Linked DNA regions of Mus musculus: region 2 is linked to region 1. The links are chromatin loops, found by intact Hi-C in ENCODE. Cell type or tissue: gastrocnemius. All regions are shown on one strand. Each heading gives the region's core, and the rest is flanking DNA. Links, peaks and the distances in the headings are about the cores only.

Evidence for each region. Hi-C counts contacts between places; a loop is a spot of excess contacts. Peaks named below come from ENCODE experiments on the same cell type or tissue, not always from the same donor. Only the 100,000 strongest peaks of a DNase experiment are listed, where the experiment ranks them.
Region 2: it touches region 1 in a loop (2.0-fold over the local background); 2 of 42 quality-filtered maps call a loop at or near these places.

The regions. Positions count from the first base shown.
Region 1 is chr12:79,968,527-79,971,432 of GRCm38, reverse strand. No RefSeq gene overlaps it. Among named protein-coding and RNA genes, the nearest start is that of 4933435C09Rik, 33 kb to the right of the region's middle. RefSeq lists an enhancer at 1-2,803. In gastrocnemius, for the core only: a CTCF peak has its summit at 1,457 (motif pointing right); DNase peaks (open chromatin) are centred at 851, 1,014 and 1,394; H3K4me3 peaks cover 170 bases; H3K27ac peaks cover 2,500 bases.
Region 2 is chr12:80,080,885-80,083,790 of GRCm38, reverse strand. Gm36660 (a long non-coding RNA gene) reads left to right here. Exons shown (of 4, transcript XR_872852.1): 2 at 1,434-1,569; 3 at 2,613-2,687. Among named protein-coding and RNA genes, the nearest start is that of Gm36660, 3.7 kb to the left of the region's middle. In gastrocnemius, for the core only: no CTCF peak of the experiment used is centred there; no DNase peak of the experiment used is centred there; H3K4me3 peaks cover 117 bases; H3K27ac peaks cover 2,302 bases.

The DNA.
Region 1 (2,906 bases), core at 317-2,816:
CCTGTTCAGGGCCCTGACCAGTAATGTCTGCCAGGATGGTAGGGGAGGGGCATTTTCCAGGTTGAGGGTTTTCTCTGGGTCTGTTAGGGCCTGGAGACGCAGGGAAGCTTGCAATCCCAGGCCTGGGGGAGGGCAGGTAATATGAACTCCCAAGAGAAAGGGATCTGGGGCAGAGGAGAGAGGGAGGGGAGAAGGCTGGCTTTCCAGCATGTTCTCTATACCCTGGTATCGAGAGGCACTCCATCCTTCATTCCTCTGGCGCTACTGCTCCTGCATAGCTGTGCTGACTCACAGTGGACATCAAGGTTCACAAGTGACTGTTCCCAGCGCTGGGGCAACTTCCAAACTGGGTCATGGTAACCAATGGTAACCGGAAGAATAGCCTATAGAGTCTGAGTGTCCCCATAGCTCTCTCTACAGACAGAGTAAGTAAATTTTACCAAGAAGGGAAACTGAGGCTCAGAGAGGCTGAGAGGTTGCCTGAGTCTGCATACGCAATAAGCGCTGCTGCGGCCAGTTGTCAAACCCTGAAGGTCAAACCTCAGAGTCACAATCTTGATGCAGAGAGGGGCCCCGACAGACACTCAGTGACTATTTCCTGTCTTCAGCAGCTTTGGTCAGTGGCGGGGAATCAGAAAGGCACTTGCCCAGACTCTCCCAGCCCTCACGTTGGACAGCCTCAAGTTAATGTGGACAGTTGTGCCTGACTGTCAAGCAAGCCAGTCTGAGCTGGATTCCATACTTTACTTGCTGAACAATCCAAGCCTACTGCTCTCTGAACAGCCCTGGCCAGGAAGAGACCACCCCTGGATCCGGAGTCCGGCGCATGGCAGGGGGAGTAGGAAGAGCTGAGGAGGGAGTGTGGGGCCCCAGAGTTCCAGCGGTGGGTTTCCCTGCTTCAGGCTTGCCCTGGCCAATGGTCTTGCTTTCAGGCTTCTCTGTGCTCTGAGCACATCTAAACATTTGGAGAAAAACAAGAAAGTGAACAATAGGCGCTTGTGGGCTGGAGAACAGGGCTGACTTCCCCCTGGGACCCGGGCGCTGTTCGTAAGCTGCCCCAGCTGCACTCTCACGGTTGGGATGTCACTGGGGCCTGGCTGAATTACAGCCTTGTCCTCCATGGGGCCTGCTACCAACTCCTTTCATACCCGGGGAATGCAAATGTTGGTAGGGGGATCTGGAGCTGTGTAGAGACAGAAAGCTTGCTTTCCTGCCTGGAATTTGGGAAATCAGACAAAAGAACACACACACATACACATACCCCTATTTGGCATGGAAGCTCTGCCAAGCCATGCCCTGACAGTTGTGTCCTAACCAGAGAAGTTTGCCCCACAGGAAAAAAACCAAAACCCCAGCTCTCTATCAAGTGGACTCTGGGCACAGCCCCAAGAAGCTCAGAGTCCACAGGACCTAGAGACAGAATTCCTAATGTGTGCCAGAGCAGTTTCACCAGGAGGTGGTAGCAAAAGTACCCCCATTAGTTATAGCACTGAGGGAGGTGGGCCAAAGGTGCTCTTCTGAGCTGGCTCCTCTGAGGTTTTTAAGACTGTTGCTTCTCACCATTACAGCCTAAGCCACAGGGAATGAGAATGTAGTCAAAGTATCAAGATTAGAACAGAGAAGAACAAAACAGAGCCCAGACCCCCTCTCAGCTAGGGCTGACCAGTGGTATCATTCATACCCAGTAAGTAGGGCTAAGTTTCCCTGTCAAGAGTTCCTCACCTTTGTTCCCAGGACTGGAGGCGGCTTTGAGCAGTGTCCCGTCTGGGTGGCATCCCTGGAACAGGTCTCAGGCCCTGGTGTTTTTGAAGTAGCTGCCCAGACATCCCATCATAGGCTCAGGAGGGTGAATAGCCCTTCTACTCACCCCTCCCACTCCCCAACAATGTTCTGGATCTGAGAGCACTTCTGGGTTGTTTGTGCCCAAGGACAGGAGGAATTTGGCAAGAAGTCTGTGGTTGGAGGACAGTGCATTTACTTTGTGAAAGGATGAGTGAAGGACCATTCGGGGAAGTAGGGAGCACTGTTGTCAGAGTTGGGACTGGAGAGATTAGAATGGGTCAGAGGACTCCTATGAAGGACATGAGTAACAAAATGGGGGGTTCAGAACAAATGGGTTGACCTCTGGAGAGCAAAGGCAAGGCTTTAGTGTCTAAGAACTTCAAAATGGCTGTTAGGTCCCGCTAGATATGTGGTTCCTCCTCTTTCCTGCCCTAAATAGTTTTGGAGACAGAATCGTCTTTTTTTTTTTTTGAACTTTTATGAGTGTCTGTTTGTCTGTCTATATGTATGCACATCACAGGAGTCCCTGTGGAGGGCAGGAGGACTCTTGGGAATTGGTGTTATGAACAGCTGTAAGCTACCACGGGGTAGCTTACCCAAGCCAGGTCCTTTGCAAGAGCAGCAGTGTTCTTAACTTGAGCCACTGCTCCAACAGTGAGACAGTGTTTTTATGCAGCCCAGGCTGACCTCAAATTCTCATTCTCCTCCGTCTGTCTCCAGAGTGCTGAGATTAATGGACTACATTATCACCATACCTGCTCTTAGTCTACTTGTTGGTCACCTGGGACTGTGAAACCTTCGTAGTCTCTGCACTTCTCCTGCACTTCTCTGCACTGTTCCTTTCAGCACATTAACATGAGGCTTTGTTCCTTGTTAGGGAGCTGGGCTGAGTCCCACAGGGGCAGTGTCTCTAGGCACCCTGATCTTCTTGTATTCACTGCTCTCTTGAAAGTTCACTCATCTAACAAGAAGGAGGTAAGCAAGCAGCCTGTATGCATGCTTGAAGGGGACACTCTGTTCCTTGGAAGTAAAATAGCATTACCATTGCTTTTTTTTTTTTTTTTTTTGATTCACAATCTCTTGTATCTTTTCCACCAAGCCTCCCAAAATTTCTATTAAATCAG
Region 2 (2,906 bases), core at 201-2,700, 110 kb before region 1:
TGCATTTTTCCTGGTCTGAGGATCTGTGGGTCTCAGGGCAATTGAGAAAGGATCTCCAGCCACCACAGAGCTAGTGATAACATGTTCACACTAATTCAAGAATTCCTCGTGCTGTGTTCCTTTGCCTCTCTGAAACAAGCTGAGTCTGCAGTGTACCACGTCTGTGGACCCGAAAGTCTGTACCTTATGCTGTGCAGCCTGGAGTCAGGGCAGAACACATCCTAGCCTGTCCCTTGTGGAGATTAAAGGCAATGAAATTATGATGCGACTTATGGCCCCGACAGGGTAGGCCATGAAAGCCTTGCTGGGGTCCTAACCTTGGGAAAGATTATTTGGCAGAGCCGATATGGAAGTGGATTTTGAAAGGTGGGCAGAACGACCACATGGTCAGCTGGGATCCAGTGAAAGAGCCTCCCAAGCAGAGGAAAGGGGAACCTGTGAGGGGAGGAAGTGTGAGGTGCTGAGGAAGCAGCAGAGGAGAGAACACAGGGCTGGAAGGAAGGGAGGCAGGGAGGGGGCCTGGAGGAAGAGAGAGGCAGCAATAACAGACTCCTTGGAACAGGAGATGAGGGACCCCAGGAGACTGACTGCTCTCTGAAAACAAATGGGGGAGGGTGCTCTTCTCATGTGGGGACACCTAGAACAGGGGCTTGCCTTCTTCACCTAGTGGTCCTTCCTTCCCAAAGCTTAGCCAATGGTGTGTTCTGTGCCCGGGGCTTGGGTGGGTCTGTGGTGGCAACGGCTTACAGATGATGTCCTGGGAGATCTTCAACTCAAGAATAGGACAGGTGGGAGGCAAGCTGAGCACCAAGAGGCGGTCCATCAGGCAGGGTGTGTCCCCAGACACTCTGCATCTGCCTACTATCCCTGTCCCACCCTCTAGGGTGCAGTAGAGGAGGTACTACAATTTCACAGACAAGCGCCTCAATTCTTCCATGTTCATAAGGTCATCCTCCAGCCTGATGGGCCTCCTTCCCTCTCTCTTCCCTCCCTCCCATCCTTCTTCCCACTGTATTCAACAGCTTTGATCCTGGTTCTTTATTGACTCTCTGACACAGCACATAGGAGGTCCCTTCATTGGGTTAGACATTGAGAGCATGGGCACAAGGCATAATATTAGACGGTTGGGGTGAAACCTCCTCGCTAGCTCAGTGATCTGCGGCAAATGTCTTCATCTTAGTCTCAGCACCCACAAAGCAGGTTAACAGAGACAACTGTACAGTCTGTTGGATTCCATGGGAACACTCCTATAAAGAGCTTTGGTGCATAGTAAGTGGTCCATGGATATTAGCTGCTGCTGTTTATTTGAATTGGTTGCTCACTCTGGGAAAAGAGGTTCCTGAGAACTTTTTTTTTTTTTTTGAGAAAATAATGCAACAATGAAAAGATAGCCACCATAATAGCAAGTCTTTATTTTTCATATCCATTTCCAGTACTTATGGAGATCCTAATCTCAGAACCCAGAGCCTAGAGAACTTTGTTTTCTTTGACCTGCTCCACTAAATCTGCTGTGCATAGACTCAGCAGATGACTGTGAATGTGGGATCCACCCTCGCACCCAAGCTGAGGGTAAGAGCCCTGGATTTATATTTCTCCTCGCTCCTCTATGCCTTGCCTGCCATAGATCTGGGAACCTGTTTCTCCTCATCTGTTAAATGGGAGTAGTAGTGTGAATATGGGCAAAGAGCCCAGCACATAATAAAGGATTAGGAAATGCTAGTTCCCAGCCCCTCCCTTGGATTTAGTATGGGGTGCAGAGAATGGGAGGAACCCAAGGTTGGGGGACTCCAAGGTGGCCCAAGGCCTCCTACCTCCCAATGCCACACAGTGATGCCCCCAGGACACCTGAGTGAACTGGAGACCCCATCTGCTCTAGAGACGGGCTAGCCAGCCTGTGGTTTATTTTTCTGATACTTCAGTGAGAAAGGAGGGGTTGTGGGAACCCCCATAGGTTCATGAAGGATGGGAGCTGAGGAAAGCCTGACCTGGGAGCTAGTGGGGGGCTCTGTTGTTGGGATGGGCCTACATCTTGTTGGGGAGAGGGACCATGGGCTTATGTGGGTGAGCCAGGGACTGCAGGGTTCATGAAGAGTTCAGAAAGAGCCAGGCACTGGGAGAGAGGCCACTATGATTAAGGGGAACTCATTAAAGCAGGCTGGTGGGAGCTTCCTGGATAACCTGGCTGAGTTACCTAAGTAACTTCCCTCTATTCCCTGCCCCCTACAGACCACTTCTATCAAATGCCAGGGAACATTATGTTAATAACGGATAATTGCCTAGGCTCTGAGAGCATTTGAGAAACCACGGCACTTTAAAATAGTATTTTAATTTTATGTGTATGAGAGTTTGCCTGAACATATATCTGTGTACCACATGCATGCAGTGTCTGTGGAGGCCAGAAGTGGGTATCGGAGCCCCTGGAACTGGATTTATAGACAGTTGTAAACCTTTGTGTGGGCGCAGGGAATTAAACACCATCTTCTGGAAGAGCAGCCAGTGCTTTTAGCGGCTAAGCCATCTCTCTAGTCTCAGTCGGGACATTTTAAAATATTCATTGTCTACTTCTAACTTCACAAGGAGGCAGCATAAGAGGCAACAATGCTGTTTCACAGGTAACAAGACTGAGACTTGAAAGGCTGAAGAGTGGCAGGAGTCATTTCTGCTGTCAAAGAACCTGCAGCTGATGGGTGAGTAGGGATCCCAGGGTTGTCTCCATTATTATTGCTATTACAATTTTCTTTCATATATTTATATATTATTTATATCAATTTTATTTTATTTATTATAATTGTTGCTATTATTATTTTTATGTGTCATAGCTGCCCTTGCCTTTATGCAACTGGGGCTGGCCTTGAACTTGCAACCATCTTCCCTCTGCTTCTTGGGTGCTGAGACTTTTTTTTTTT